Linked DNA regions of Mus musculus: all the other regions are linked to region 1. A link is a loop called in an ENCODE intact Hi-C map of the cell type or tissue named here. Cell type or tissue: heart. All regions are shown on one strand.

Region 1 (5,000 bases):
ACCCAACCCGTTGCAACGAATATACTTGGTCATTTTCTGGATTTTCTTTCCTGAGAAGCGCTCAGGGTCATGCAGGATGCTCCAATATTTCTGCCTTCTCATATAAATCATGTTACCTGGGTCCCAGTGGTGTAGATAGTCAGCTTAAAACACGATTACCTCTATGCTTGAGGGAATGATAACCCAGGTATTAGAATCTAGACTACAGCTGCCTATAAGACTCCCGCAGAAACCTCACCAACAACTAAAAGCTGCTTATCAAAGCAATCCACAGAATTGGTTATAAGGCAGTTATGAGACAGAAGCCATTTTCTTGCTTTATAATGTTTCAAACTGGATCATAACATTTAGGTGCTTAGAACAGCAGCTACATAAAAAAGTTGTGAGTATACCATTTGTTAACCATTGCTGGTTTTCTGTCCTTCAGTTTGTGTGACAAATGGTTAAATCACAGTACTTGAAAGACAACTAGCTCACTATAGCCCCTTCATAGTTGATGAACAGTATTATTGCCTTCCCTTGTACTTCCAAATGAGGCATCTATGAAACTGACAGACAAGCTCCACACTCAGAAATTAAAATAGCTAAGATGAGGGCTGGCAAGACGGCTCAGCTGACAAAAGTGATTGCTGCTAGGCCAGAGAATCTGAGTTCAATCCCTGGTTTATCCCTTGTGGAAGGAACCAGTTACAGCCGAGTGTCCCTTGACTTCCACTGTTCAGATGTGTGTTCCCATCCCTAGAAATAAATATCACAAAAAGAAAATGTATAGAACTGTCATCACACATTTCTAAAGTGTGCAGACTCGTACTAAAAATATGGATGTAAGCTTTTAAAATGAGAATTTAAAAAAAGTCATCAAGCATACTGTTTACATGGTTTTGTCTGTTTTAAAGTTTACATGCTATTTTTGCTTTTTGTTTTGTTTTGTTGTTTTGTTTGTTTGGTTTTTCGAGACAGGGTTTTTCTGGGTAGCCCTGGCTGTCCTGGAACTCACTCTGTAGACCAGGCTGGCCTCGAACTCAGAAATCCACCTGCCTCTGCCTTCCGAGTGCTGGGATTAAAGGCATGCACCACCATTCCTGGCTGTTTACATGCTACTTTTAATGTTATTGTATGGCTGAAAAAAATTGCAGCTAAAGGTTCCTGAAATTTAATTGGGAAAAAATGTAAAGCACTTCAGTGGATTTTCCCATGATTTGTACAAGTTTCTTTTTTCCTTCCTTCCTTTCTTTTTTAAAAACAGATGGTTCAAATATACAAAGCAGTGGAAATGTAGAAATTAAAAACAGATCCTTAAGAAAAGTAACGGAGTTCTCAAAAAAGCTACAGGTGAGTGCAGGATGACATAAAATAGTAGGTTATTTTGTTGTCAGGGTTTCAACAGAACGCACATTTATTAGGTCAACCTCTGCTAATTGACTCTTTGCAGGAATTCATATATATATATTCATCTCAGAGACAGTGTTTCTCTGTGTAGTCCATGTTGGCCTTGAACTCTTGGCAATTCTCCTGCTTCAGCCAGTTGAATGCAGGTATTACCTACCACCACCACCAAAGGAATTAATGATTCCTTTGAAATGCTTGATCAGGTCAAGTCGATGAAAGTCTCTGAACTTGTAGGTCCACCCACCCAGGTGTCAATTAGAGACACTAAAACAGGGGTATATAACATGTGAAATGAGTTAATAAAATCAATTCCCCTTTCTTACAGACTGAGGGATAACACCCAACACACCTCACTGATGGGTCAATGCAGCGGGGTTGGGAGTCAGGCGGGACATCCTTTCTATTTTGGACTTATGGGCAGGACCCTGAAGTGAAACTTGAACCGGCTGGGAAGTGGTAGTTCCCGCAGGGGTTAACGTGGGAGTCAGACTGTTCCTGAGGGGGACGCTGGGGGTTGGAGATGGTTTGGGGCGCACAGGGCCTGGCGCTCTCAGTGGGCCCAGACGGGGACGGGTAGGAATCGGGTGAGGCTACAACACAGCAGTGCTGGGTGCGGGGAGCAAAGTGCGCACCGCAGGGACCGGGCGGGGACCGGGCGGGGACAGCGAGGGGCGGGGAGGGTGGAGGAGGGTCTGCCCGGGAGCTGCAGGCCGGCCCGCGTGCGCTCCGCACAGGGGGCGGGTTTCCCTACGGGCCCGAGTCGCCGTGAGGCGCCGCCAGCTAAGCGCGCGCCACTGTCCCCAGGGTCAGCGAGTGACGCTGTCAGAAGACTCCTCTGCGCTACAGCTTGTAGCCTCGCCACCCCCACGGTGCGAGCGAGCGACGATGCGAGCCGGTGACAGCGCCCGGAGCCTCCGCCCGGCCTCGGGGCAGCTGCACTGAGCCCGGCGCGCGGGGCCCAGTCCTCCGCTCTCCCCAGCGCTCCCCCGCGTTCGCAGTGTCCCCGCACCCGCCGCAGCTAGCGGCCGCCGCGCCTGGGCCATGGGGCTGCCCACTCTGGAGTTCAGCGATTCGTATTTGGACAGCCCGGATTTTAGGGAGCGATTGCAGTGTCACGAGATCGAGCTGGAGAGAACCAACAAGTTCATCAAAGAGCTGCTGAAGGATGGCTCTCTGCTCATCGGGGCGCTGAGAAGTGAGTGACGGGCCCCCAAGTGTGCAAGACCCCATGGGGTGCGGGACCCTGGTTGGGAAGCCCCAGACCGAACTTCTTTTGTTTGAATGGATTGGGGACAAAAGCTGAAGAGCTCCCCTGCTGGTGGCCAACAAAGTCTGTTCTTAGTGGTGCGGATTTACTTCCCAGGCAACACTGGGGAGGAAAAGTTTCCCCTACAGCCCTTGAGAGTCAACTTTTGAGACTTGTCAGTGAAAAGTTGGTAGAGACTTTCACTTTTGTTTGTTGTTGCTAAAGTTTCGGTGCCTGGTTGTTGTTGTTGTTGTTTTTGGTGGGGGGTTGGTTTTGTTGTTGTTGTTTTAAATTGTTTTGATTTTTCGTTTTAAGGTGGTGGAGAGAGCCACGCCAGTCAGGGCAACAGAGTGAGACCCTGTCTCATAAACAAAACAAACAAACCAAACAACAACAACAACAAATCAAAGCAAGCCAAACTCTCTGGGAAGAGTGGAAACAAGGGAGTCTGGAGAGTTAAAGTGAAGCTAGTGAATTTAATAATACTTTAGGAAAAGTAATTTCATACAACAATGACTCGTCATTGATTTGACCTTTTAAAAATACACGTCTGCAGTTTGGCCATTGGTAAGCTGTTTGGACCCAATAGGGTACCCGTGTATTTTAAAGCCCTTGTGAGTGTTCTGTTCGTATTAAATTTTGGCTTGCATCGTGTGGTGTGCAGTGTTGGTCATTGGTGAGAGCTCAGGTCTACATTCAGTCAGACCTGGTAGATGTCAGTATCTTTCCCACACTTCTCCCTTCAGGATATTCTTTACTCGTTTCTCCTTTAGAACTTCCCCTTCCATTATTACAACTCAAGCTTTCTCATACTGAGAACCAAGTGGATTACTTAGTACACGCTAAACGTTAACCATTGCCTTTCCCAGAATCCACTTGTGTCTTACATGGAAAATTGGGAAGGCTTCAGCTTCTGAAAAGAGAAGTGCTTCGGACTCTGGCCTCTTATGAGGGCGCTTACAGGATGGAGAGGCCTCTGGGTGATCTGGTAGTCCCCAGGACATGTTCAGGGTTGCTGTAATTGCACAGATGGAATGCCCATTGTCAATTAATTGGGATTTGAGACTACTATGATAATGATTATTTACTGTGGTTTGTGACAATGTGCAATGCTTCTTTGCAGTTCCTTGAGTTGTTACTAGGGAACCCTCCTCGCCAGGGATGCCTCCTCATAGAGGCTAAACCATTCCTGGTGTGTTATGCTAGGCAGGCTGACTACACTTGGGATCTCAGGTGCTCTGCATTTGGTGTTTCGCACGTTGGAAATACTTCCTGACACGTGTGTTTTTTCACTGGTGCTGTTGCACACTTCCCTGGGATTCTTCAGCTTAGCTTTATAAAGGCAATGTGTTTCTCAGCCCTGTTAGAGCTGTTCTGTCATGCACACCAGAGGAAGTGGTGAGTGTATCAAGACCTAGAGAATAACAGGAATGCCCAACCTTCTGATATTGTTATTTGAAGATCTACTGTTCTGCATCCACAGCTACCCTGAGACAAATGCAGCCTGTAGGCTGGCCCTGACTAGGCTGGACATATTGAGACCCTGCCTCATGAAACCAGCCGTATGCCCTTAAATGTATAAACCTGTTATCTTTCCAGAATGCTGTGTGATGACAGTGCATTCTTTTTTTTTTTTTTTTTTTTTTTTGGGTTTTTGAGACAGGGTTTCTCTGAGTAGCCCTGGCTGTCCTGGAACTCACTTTGTAGACCAGGCTGGCCTCGAACTCAGAAATCCGCCTGCCTCTGCCTCCCAAGTGCTGGGACTAAAGGCGTGCACCACCACGCCCGGCATGACAGTGCATTCTTGTAACTAACACGCACTTATTACTTCTTTCATTATGAAAGAAATGTTTTATTTCTTACCAAAGAATTCCCAGAACTTGTGAGTTGGCTCGGTGGGTAACCATGCATGCCATGCAAGCCTGACCACTTGAGTTCACACTCCGGAACCTGTGGTGGAAGGAGAGAAGAAATTCCCAAGACACTTCAGATGATCACAGGCAAGCCAACACACACACACACACACACACACACACACACACACACACACCCCCCAGTATCAGCTATCAAATGGGGAAGCAAACAGTCCTTGAGGTCACAGTAGAGTACTGCCTGTTGCTCACCAATACAGTCTTCCGTATGGAGGATCCTTCAGGCCAGGCCACTGCTGCTAGACACCCTCCCTCTTAAGCTGCTGGGATCCCACTACCTTGTTTGAAGGTTCTGAAGTTGTCTTAGTGCTTTCCCAGTCTCACTGAGGGAGCCCTGATCCTCCAGTTGCCCTTCTGACTTTTCCTCACCTTTCTGAGGGGGTTTTCAACTAGTTTAATTGTTAAGCCTATGGTCCATTTCAGCATTTTAACTA
Region 2 (5,000 bases), 160 kb after region 1:
TAGGTGTGCTGTCAGGCAGCTAGTGTATGCTCTCTCTCTAGTTTCTTTTTGGTGGCAATCAGAGCTATGACTTTTCCTCTTAGGACTGCCTTCATTGTGTCCCATAAGTTTGGGTATGTTGTGGCTTCATTTTCATTAAACTCTAAGCAGTCTTTAATGTCTTTCTTTATTTCTTCCTTGACCAAGATATCATAGAATGTTGTTCAGCTTCCATGTGAATGTTGACTTTCTATTCTTGATGTTGTTATTTAAAATTAACCTTAGCCCATGGTGATCTGATAGAATGCATGGGATAATTTCAATATTTTTGTATCTGTTGAGGCCTGTTTTGTGACCAATTATATGTTCAGTTTTGGAGAATGTATCATGAGGCGCTGAGAAGAAGATATATCCTTTTGTTTTACGACAAAATGTTCTATAGATATCTGTTAAATCCATTTGTTTCATAACTTCTGTTAGTTTCAATGAGTCTCTGTTTAGTTTTTGTTTCTAGGATCTGTCCACTCATGAGAGTGGGGTGTTGAAGTCTCTCACTGTTATTGTGTGAGGTGCAATATGTGCTTTGAGCTTTACTATAGTTTCTTTAATGAATGTGGATGCCCATGTATTTGGAGCATACATATTCAGAATTGAGAGTTCATCTTGGAAGATTTTACCTTTGATGAGTATGAAGTGCCCCTCCTTGTCTTTTTTGATAACTATGGTTTAGAAGTCGATTTTATTTGATATTAAAATTGCCACTCCAGCTTGTTTCTTCAGACCATTTGCTTGGAAAATTGCTTTCCAGCCTTTCATTCTGAGGTAGTGTCTGTCCATGTCCATGAGGTAGGTTTTCTGTATGCAGTAAAATGTTGGGTCCTGTTCATGTAGCCAGTCCATTTGTCTATGTCTTTTTATTGGGGAATTGAGTCCATTAACATCAAGAGATATTAAGGAATAGTAATTGTTGCTTCCTGTTATTTTTGTTTTTAGAGTTGGAATTCTGTTCTTGCAGCTATCTTCTTTTATGTTTGTTGAAGGATTACTTTCTTATTTTTTTCTGGGGCATAGTTTCCCTCCTTGTGTTGATGTTTTCCTTTTATTATCCTTTGAAGGGCTGGATTCATGGAAAGATATTTTGTGCATTTTGTTTTGTCATGGAATACTTTGGTTTCTCCATCTATGACAATTGAGAGTTTTGCTAGCTATTTTAGCCTGGGCTGGCATTTGTTTTCTCTTAGGGTCCATCCAGGATCTTCTGTCTTTCATAGTCTCTGGTGAAAAGTCTGGTGTAATTCTAATAGGTCTACCTTTATATGGTTGTTGACCTTTTTCCCTTATTGCTTTTAATATTTTATCTTTATTTAGTGTACTTGTTGTTTTTATTATTATGTGTCGGGAGGAATTTCTTTTCTGGTCCAGTCTATTTGTAGTTCTGTAGGTTTCTTGTATGTTCATTGTCATCTCTTTATTAAGGTTAGGGAAGTTTTCTTCTATAATTTTGTGGAAGATATTTACTGGCCCTTTAAGTTGAAAGTCCTCATGCTCATCTATACCTACTATCCTTTGTTTTGGTCTTCTAATTGTGTCCTGGTTTTCCTGGATGTTTTGAGTTAGGATCTTTTTTGCATTTTGCATTTTTTTTTTGATTGTTGTTTCCATGTTCTCTATGGAATCTTCTGCACCTGAGATTCTCTCTTCCATCTCTTGTATTCTGTTGTTGATGCTCGCATCTATGGTTCCTGATTTCTTTCCTAGGATTTCTATCTCCAGAGTTGTCTCCCTTTGCGTATTCTTATTGTTTCTACTTTTATTTTTAGATCTTGGATGGTTTTGTTCAATTCCATCACCTGTTTGTTTGTGTTTTCCTTTAATTTTTAAAGGAATTTTTATATTTCCTCTTTAAGGACTTCTACCTGTTTTGCAGTGTTTTCCTGGGATTCTTTAAGGGATTTTTTGTGCTTCCTCTTTAAGGACCTCTACCTGTTTAGCAGTATTCTCCTGTATTTCTTTAAGTGAGTTATTAATGCCTTAAAATCCTCTACCAGCATCATGAGATATGGTTTTAAACCCGAATCTTGCTTTTTGGGTGTGTTGGGGTATCCAGGACTTGCTGTGCTGGGAGTACTGGGTTTTGATGATGCTGAGTGCTCTTGGTTTCTCTTAGTAAGATTCTTACATTTCCCTCTTGCCATTTGGAAATCTCTGCTGTTAGATGTTTTAGCTGTCTCTGGCTCGAGCTTGTTCCTTCTGTGATTCTGTTAGCCTCTGTCAGCACTCCTGGGAGTTCAACTCTCTCCTGAGTCCCATTGATCAGAGCACTCTTTGCAGGCAAGCTCTTCTCTTGGAAGGACAGTGCACAGAGGTTTGGAGTTTAGCTCCACCTCCTGGCTGAAGGTGAAGGCAGGAAGAGACTGTCCAAGAAGTTCTGTGGCTTCTGCAGCCCATGTGCTCTCCTGCTTGGACTGGTCTCTGAGAGGCATGGGATGCAAAATGGATTATCACCTGAGTCCCGGGGTCAGAGTCCTCCCTGGAGGCTGTCTTCTGGCAGGGAAGTTGCCCAGAGGTCTGAGTCTCAGCTCCTCCTCCTGGCTGAAGATGAAGGCCCGAAGGGACCTTGTTCAAGAAGCTCTGCTGCTTCTGTAGCTTGCACACTCTCCTGTACAGACTGATCTTTGAGAGACCCAGGATACAAGATGGTGCTCTCACCTGAGTCCCAGGGTCAGAGCCTTCCCTGGAGGCCGATTTTCCTCTGGTGGGGATGGGGCCCAGAGGTCTGGGTCTCAGCTCTGCCTCCTGGCTGAAGAAGATGTAGACCAGAAGGGACCCTATATAAGAAGCTGTGTTGCTTCTGTGGCCCACGTGCTCTCCTAAGGGGACTGGTCTCCGAGAGACCTGGGATATAAGATGGTGCTCTCACCTGAGTCTGGTGAGAGCCCTCCCTGGAGGCTGATTATCCTCTGGTGGGGAAGGTGCTCAGAGGTCTGGGTCTCAGCTCTGCCTCCTGGCTGAGTCCTGGAGTCAGAGCCCTCCCTGGAGGCTGACTCTCCTCTGGAGGAAAAGGTGAGCAGACATCTGGGCAAGAGTGCTATCTGCTGCTGCTCACCAAGGTACAGGGGCTTTCTAAGGAGTGAATGAGAAGTGTTGTATTTTCTGAGCCCCTGGATACTTCCTCCTGCTACAGTGGCTACTTTGGTCATGAACCCTTGTGCTGGCTATCCTTCCTGTTTCACATTCACTTTCCTTCCATTTTATTGCCTAAGATCTACATCAAAATCCCTCACACTTACAAGCATGCACACACACACACACACACACAGGACATTCACATACAAACATGTGCTCACCACACATATACACATGCACACACATGTGAACCTGCAGGCACAAACATGTACATGTACACACATACACATATACATATACAAACACTCACACACACACACACACACACACATACACACACAAAGCTTTAGCAGGAACTTTGCCCCCAATCTCTGATTCTAGGAGATTTTATGTAAAACAGCTTTAAAATTAATACAATATAAAATTTGACTTCTGCCTGCTAGTGCCTGTCCCTCAGGACTAGAGGAGAATACCTTCCTGAGTTCCAATCACAAATAGTTCCTATCTCAAGCATACTATTTAACTTTTGTCACACTACTATATTGCACCAGGTTTATCTATTTCAGTGATCTGCAAACAAAGGGAAAATTTAATGCTTAGGGTAGAAAAGAAGTTTGGGTAACTTTAATAGGGGCATCTCAGAATTCAGTTGCCCAGAGTTATTTTCAAAATGTCCTGTTTGGAATATAGAGTTACAAAACGGTAATTTTATTTATAACATTGTGTCAGAGCCCATCATATCATAGCCCATTCATATTGCCCTCCTCCTGATGCTTGGCTCACAAAGGCCAAGCAGAGATGAGAGACCAACCCTCCTACCTGCTCTGGAGCCCTCTCTGCCAGAAGGCCTCAAACTTCAGAACTCCTTGCACCATGGCTTTCCCTCCTCTGATCCCTTTCCTCCCTCCATCTCCTTTTGTTGCTCTTCTTTCCCCTCCCCATTGTGCCCTCTCTCATTCTTCCTCTGACCTGCCTTTACCCTACATTTTTCTGGAAGAAAGAAGAGCTTCTGTGGTTTATTTGCTGCAGTGTGTGTGTGTGTGTGTGTGTGTGTGTGTGTGTGTGTGTGTGCAAATAGCCCGGGTTGTCTGTTGATTACCCACAGTGCTTCTACTGACACCTGACCTTGCTCTGGTTACTATGATAGTATCAGCTCACAAAGTAAAATTTTGGCAAGCTTACCTTTTAGCGTAGGCAAATTGTTTCTCTCCAATTTTACGAAAGATTTGTTCCCCTCTTAATCTTTTAGTCATGGTCACCTCAGAGTATAGGTATCAGATATAAAATAACATGGTAAAGAGGTCGAAGTTAATGAGAAGAGAGCACACTGGGTACAATGCTTGCTGTGTAAGTGTCAGTATTGGAGTTTAGGTTTGTAAAAAACATCCAAACACCAGGTGGGCACAAGAACCCACAGTAATTCCAATGCCGGAAATACAGAGAGTGGGGGTCAAGCTGACTAGCAAGAGTAAATATACTTATGAGCTTGGCGCTAAAGAGAAAGACCCTGCTTTGATGAACAAAAGTCACTTGAAGTCTATCTCTGGCCTCCATGCACATACATGATATGTATACATATTTATGCATAAGATACAGGCAGAGAAGTGGGGGAAAGGCTAAAGTTAATGATTTATAAAAGGTGTACTGATGAACAAGATGTCAGCTTGTTCTTTAAAAATCACTTAGAGCTTGTTTCTGAGGGCAGGTCTGTCTGGGATGCTTATGACAACCCTTCCCTCTAAAATGGAATGTGCCCATTCAGTTCCAGAAGAAGGAGAAGACCAGAGTCTTCTATATTAGCATTCACATTTCTTCATATTTATTTATTCACTTATTTACTTTGTGTATGTTTGTGATGCATGTATGCTACAAGTGTGTAGGCTATCAGAGAACAA
Region 3 (5,000 bases), 73 kb after region 1:
CCTTTTTTTCTTGAGATGGGGTCTTCATATGCAGTTCTGGCTGGTGTTCAGTAGATAAGATTGTCCTCTAATCTGTAGAGAAGATTCACCCATTTTTGAAAGAGAAAAAACAATCTTATATTTTTGTGCAATGTATATGATCCCACCCATCCCACCCTGCCAATCTTCTATGTCCGGTACTTTGATATCAATCCATTAAGTAACAAAAGTTGGGGGATTGACAACACAGGGAGGCCAGAGTGTCTCCCTAGAATATCTCTGCTGGCTTCTACCCAGGATCATAAAGACATGATTCCTACTTCAATCAATCAGTTGTTTGCAGAGAAGATGATTTAGTGGTAACTGGGCTGGGGGGAGGGGGAGGGTGGTACCAGATGTGCTCTTTGTGACTACATTGGTAGAGTAACCAATGCTGTACAGTCCAGATGCTCAGAGTGAATTCTGGTTGTTTCCATTTGAAGCCTGAGAGAAGATTTTGTTCCAGGTATGCCCATAGAATAAAGAAGAGATGTGGATGCCGTGAAAATTTCCCATGACTGTAAAAAACAAAACAAAACAAAACACAAACAAAAAAAGTTGTAAAAAGCCAAAACTATCAAATTGAAAAGCTATGGAAGGCACAGTGTTTCAGGTGAAGTGCAGACAAAACTGCTTTGAGTATGCCAAAGCTGGAGAAGGTACTGGAGGCTGGGGACACCAGAATTTAGCAATAGAGGAGGTCATTTGATTTGGGTCTCAACACTCACATGAGATGCAGATGGGGCACAGATGTGAAGAAAAGAAATGTAGAATATCAGAATATTTAATACTTTCAAGGTCAAAACACTAAGGCTAGGAACTCCAGTGCCCTGTACTGATACATGCAACCAGGTGCTTATGTCGACCTCATGGAAACCACACATATTGCTTATAGTATGAAAGTTGGAATTTCTTTACCCGGAGTTGCTGAGCTGTAAAGTGGCAAAGTCAACGGAGCCTTGTAGGAAGATTTTTATGTGCTGATGTGATGCTTGGAATGGAGAATTGGTGCTTTGCATGCAGGGTAAATGCTCTACCACTGACCTTCAGCCTGGTCCCTACTGATGATCATGCTTCAGAGGTTAAAATGGGTTACAGTTCCAGATGCTGATGTGAGACTTTTTTTTGAGTACAGACAGAGACAGTTAGAGGAGAGAGATCAACATTTGCTGAACAGATGTGTAGAGGGAAGAGGTGAAGATAATTCTTCAGTTGGGTTGTTGAGGAATTGTAGCCACATTTATGTGATTATATGGCATGGGTCCATATGGGTGAAACATTAATTGTGAGCTAAGTCTTGATACAAATTGTTTGAGATTCAAAAAGAAAAAAATCTTGTTGGAAATTCCCAATCATCACTTTGACTTGATAAATTTCGGATAATACTTGGGAAGATGGGGTTGCTTCTGCAAAAGTGTGCAAGTGCCTACTTTTTAGTGAGCGAATTGGAGTTAAAAAGTATAACTGTGTATATCATCAATTTTATGACCGTGAAGGCTGTTAAGCTGATTTGCCTCAGTTTACCCATCTGACAGGTTTGTGTACTCATGGATGACTTCCTCCTGAGATATAGTTTGCAGTAGTTTTAAATCCCCTTAAATCCACCCTGTGTCGTTCTTGCTCCTCTTACATCCTTTGGAGAGTAGCTTGCTTCATGTTAGGATGTAGATCAAGGGGAAGGAACAGTAACTGTGCTTAGTGTAGACTGTTACCCAGACAGAACCTAGAGTTCCCTGAGAAGAGGGTGGGGTCTCAGTTGAAGGATTGCCCTGCTCAGGTTGATCTGTCTCTAGGAAATTTCTTGATCCATGTACAGAAGCTCAGTCCACAGTGGGTGGTCCCATTCCATGGACGGGTGGTCCTGGGTTGTAGAAGGAAAGCTAGCAGTTCATGAGCCTTTTAGAACCAACAAGCGGCCTTCCTCTGTAGTTTCTGCTTCAGTTTTCTGCTTTAGTCTTAACTTCCTTCAGTAATGAACTGTAATGTGTAAACTGGAATTAACCATTTTCTTCCACTAATTTGTGTTTTCTTGGAATGTTTTATCACAGCAATAGAGAGGAAAGGAGGCACGGTGTGAGGAAGGGAAGGTGGTTGTGTAAAGAGGGGGAGGGGAGAAACGAGGAAGCAACATTTGTGGTGCAATGAGAGGCTCAGAGCAGGAGTTGTCAGCTCCAGAGAGGAAGAACCAGAAATGGAAGAGTGGATAGTACTGATCAGAACTCCCTGATGTCTCTGTGTGGAACAGGACGCCAGGGCATCTGGCGAGAATGAGGGAAATTTTGGGTTGGGTTCTCGAGAAGGAACATTCTTTTGAGATAGCCACTGTGGGAAATAAGATCTGGAGTAAACTAGGGTTGAATAGCAGGATTCCTGGAAACACAAACCAAAGGGGTTAGATAGCTTGAACTTTTAGTGTCCTTGTGGATCACAGCCAGGAGGTTACAGCTGATGGGAGGTTGTGGAACAGTGAAGCTGGCCAAGGAAGAGGAAGGGAAGGGGGTTGCCGGAAGACTCTGAGGGGCAGGAATGCCATTGCAGAATGGGAAGGAATGCATGGTGGGAAGTTAGTTCTGATGGCAGCAAGCCTAGCAGGGTGTGTGCTAGATTTAAGTGGGTGATTGTCATCAACAAGTTCCTGAGGGGTTGGTCCATCCTTCCCCCTTGGTGGCTAGTCACCCTCGGTGAGCAATGGCCCCAGGAGTGTCGCCTTTAAAGATGACAATTCTCTCCTGTAACTTGGTAGAGTAACAGGCTGGCACTGTTGTCCCCGCAGCCTTGCAGTCATGGTTGGCTGGAAGAGTGTGGAATTGATCAAGTTAAATACTTACTTTGTCACTCATTCGTTGTTCTGGGGCTGCGGGGCAAGCTGTCCCACTTCAAGCCGTCCGTTCTTCCTCCCGTATGAAATGAAGGTAACTTCATATCACTTGTGGACATTACATTAGGCAGTTGGTGTAGCACAAGAAACAAGGCAATATGTTCCATTAAGTTCTTGAGTTTTGTTAGCATCTTACTGTGTTTGGAAAGAAAACAGAGTCTATGACTTGTGGGCTTGATATGCACAACCCTTGGCAAGATCCCAACTGAAGGATTTTTGCAGATTTTATAGAAACTCACAGAACGTGTATGATGGTGCCCGGGAAAACTCAGCTGAAGCTCAGGTTAATTCTGTGGCATTGAAATGTTGCTCTTTTCATATTCCTACACATTCACTGTGAAAATTTGCTCTTCTGTATAAATCACATGTAACAGACATGAACAAAAGTCCAGCACATACACACCCATATAACTGAACTCTCCAACACACTTCCTTTGTTGGGCATTTTCTCTTTTCTAAGTTTTATTTGTTTTATTTTATATGTTTGTTTTGCACACACACATGTGCACCAGCAGAGTGCAGTGCTTGTGACCGAAAGAGGGCCCTATAGTCCTTGGACCCAGAGTTACAGGAGGTTGTGAGCTGCCACATGGTCCCTGGGAACAAAATTCAGGTCTTCAGCAAGAACAGCAAATGCTCTTATATACTGAGTCATCTTTCCAGCCCCTGCTTGGTACTTTAAAAGTAGGTATTATCAAAGCGTTTACTAAAGAAAAAAGCATTGAATATGTAACAGAGTTTTTCTTGAGAAAGGAATATTTCCTCAATTTTTATAAGTAATACTGATAATAAGGAGCAATAACAGCAAACTCCTCCCCCTTTCTGTCTGTCTCTCTTTCTCTTTCTGTCTGTCTGTCTTTCTCTTTCTCTCTCAGAGATTGTCTCATGTGTCCCAGGCTGGCCTAAAATTCCCTATGTAGCTGAAAATGACTCTTCTGACACTTGTGCTTTCACCTCCCAAGTGCTGCTGAGATTCCAGGTATTCACCACCAGGCTGCCTTTATGCTGTGGTGGGCTAAGGTGGTTGGGGGGATGGCATTCAGGGCTTATGCTCACTAGAAAGGACTGTCCTATCTCAGCTACCTGCCCAGTCCATTTAGAGGTCAAGTTTCTGTTTGTTTTTTTTTTTTTTTTTACTGTGGAGCTCAGATGTTAATGGTCGTGAGTGTCCATTTGGACTAGAAAAGATTGGAGGATGAAAGATTTGATCATGAGTTACAGATCTCAGTCCAGATGTATAGGCAAGGTAATTATGCACACTGGTAGACCTGCTTAGTGATGTAGGTGCTTGCAAACCTCAGGGATACCAGAACCCAGGTGTTAAGGAATCCAGTTGGGAATTTAGAAAGACACTGGTCCATAGGCTGTGACTCCTGCAAGATACCTGAGAAGTATAGTGAGGGCAAAACACCATCAAGGGAAGCATGGGAATAATCAGTGGACTCCACGAGAGGACCCTTGATGAATCCTGCTTGGCGTCTGGGTTGTGATCTGAGGACAGCTGGGACCAAATGAGGCTTGTGTGATCATAACAGACAAGTCCCAAGGTGGAAACCAGGGCAAAGCAGGCCATTCCTGGCTGTGTGGGGGACCAGATCAGCTTGATGCACATTCAGTTTTACCATCCTGCTTATCTGTAGGTTGTGAATTTATTTTACTTAATACTTAATTAGAAAATTGTGTCATAATCTTAAACTATTTAAAATATTTTTCATTTGTGTGTGTGTGTGTGTGTGTGAGAGAGAGAGAGAGAGAGAGAGAGACAGACAGACAGACAGACAGACAGACCTTGGTTTCCAAGGGGCTGTTAAGTCTTAGAAGAAAAAAAATGTCTGTGTGTTAATGTGTATTTATGTGGACTTGCCAGCATTTGTCAGTGGACCATTCATACTCCTGCCCCGACCTCCTCTCCAGCCCCCTCACCCTCATTATTCTCGGAAGCCATTTAATGGCTTTGGAATTAGGTCTCTCTGGAACTTGTTTTGACACAGTGTTTCTCTTTGTAGCTCTGGCTGTTTTCACCCACTTTGTAGATTGGGCTGGTTTTGAAGTCACAGAGATCTGCCTGCCTCTGCCTCCTATGTGCTGGGATTAAAGGCTTGCA

What was found. Hi-C counts contacts between places; a loop is a spot of excess contacts. Peaks named below come from ENCODE experiments on the same cell type or tissue, not always from the same donor. Only the 100,000 strongest peaks of a DNase experiment are listed, where the experiment ranks them.
Region 2: it touches region 1 in a loop (1.9-fold over the local background); 3 of 42 quality-filtered maps call a loop at or near these places.
Region 3: a loop joins it to region 1, with 2.0 times the contacts of the local background. A loop is called at or near these places in 2 of 42 quality-filtered maps.

Annotation. Positions count from the first base shown.
Region 1 is chr9:9,236,210-9,241,209 of GRCm38, reverse strand. It overlaps Arhgap42 (Rho GTPase activating protein 42), which reads left to right and starts at 2,183. Exons shown (of 24, transcript NM_001372563.1): 1 at 2,183-2,584. The coding sequence starts at 2,431. Gm16833 (predicted gene, 16833) reads right to left here and starts at 4,922. Exons shown (of 4, transcript NR_045754.1): 1 at 4,759-4,922; 2 at 4,499-4,585. In heart, a CTCF peak has its summit at 2,711; DNase peaks (open chromatin) are centred at 2,149 and 2,669; H3K4me3 peaks cover 2,260 bases; H3K27ac peaks cover 1,107 bases; H3K27me3 peaks cover 167 bases.
Region 2 is chr9:9,081,068-9,086,067 of GRCm38, reverse strand. All of the region lies in intron 4 of Arhgap42 (Rho GTPase activating protein 42), which reads left to right. Among named protein-coding and RNA genes, the nearest start is that of Gm16833, 150 kb to the left of the region's middle. In heart, a CTCF peak has its summit at 2,365 (motif pointing left); no DNase peak of the experiment used is centred here.
Region 3 is chr9:9,163,264-9,168,263 of GRCm38, reverse strand. All of the region lies in intron 2 of Arhgap42 (Rho GTPase activating protein 42), which reads left to right. Among named protein-coding and RNA genes, the nearest start is that of Gm16833, 71 kb to the left of the region's middle. In heart, no CTCF peak of the experiment used is centred here; a DNase peak (open chromatin) is centred at 2,463.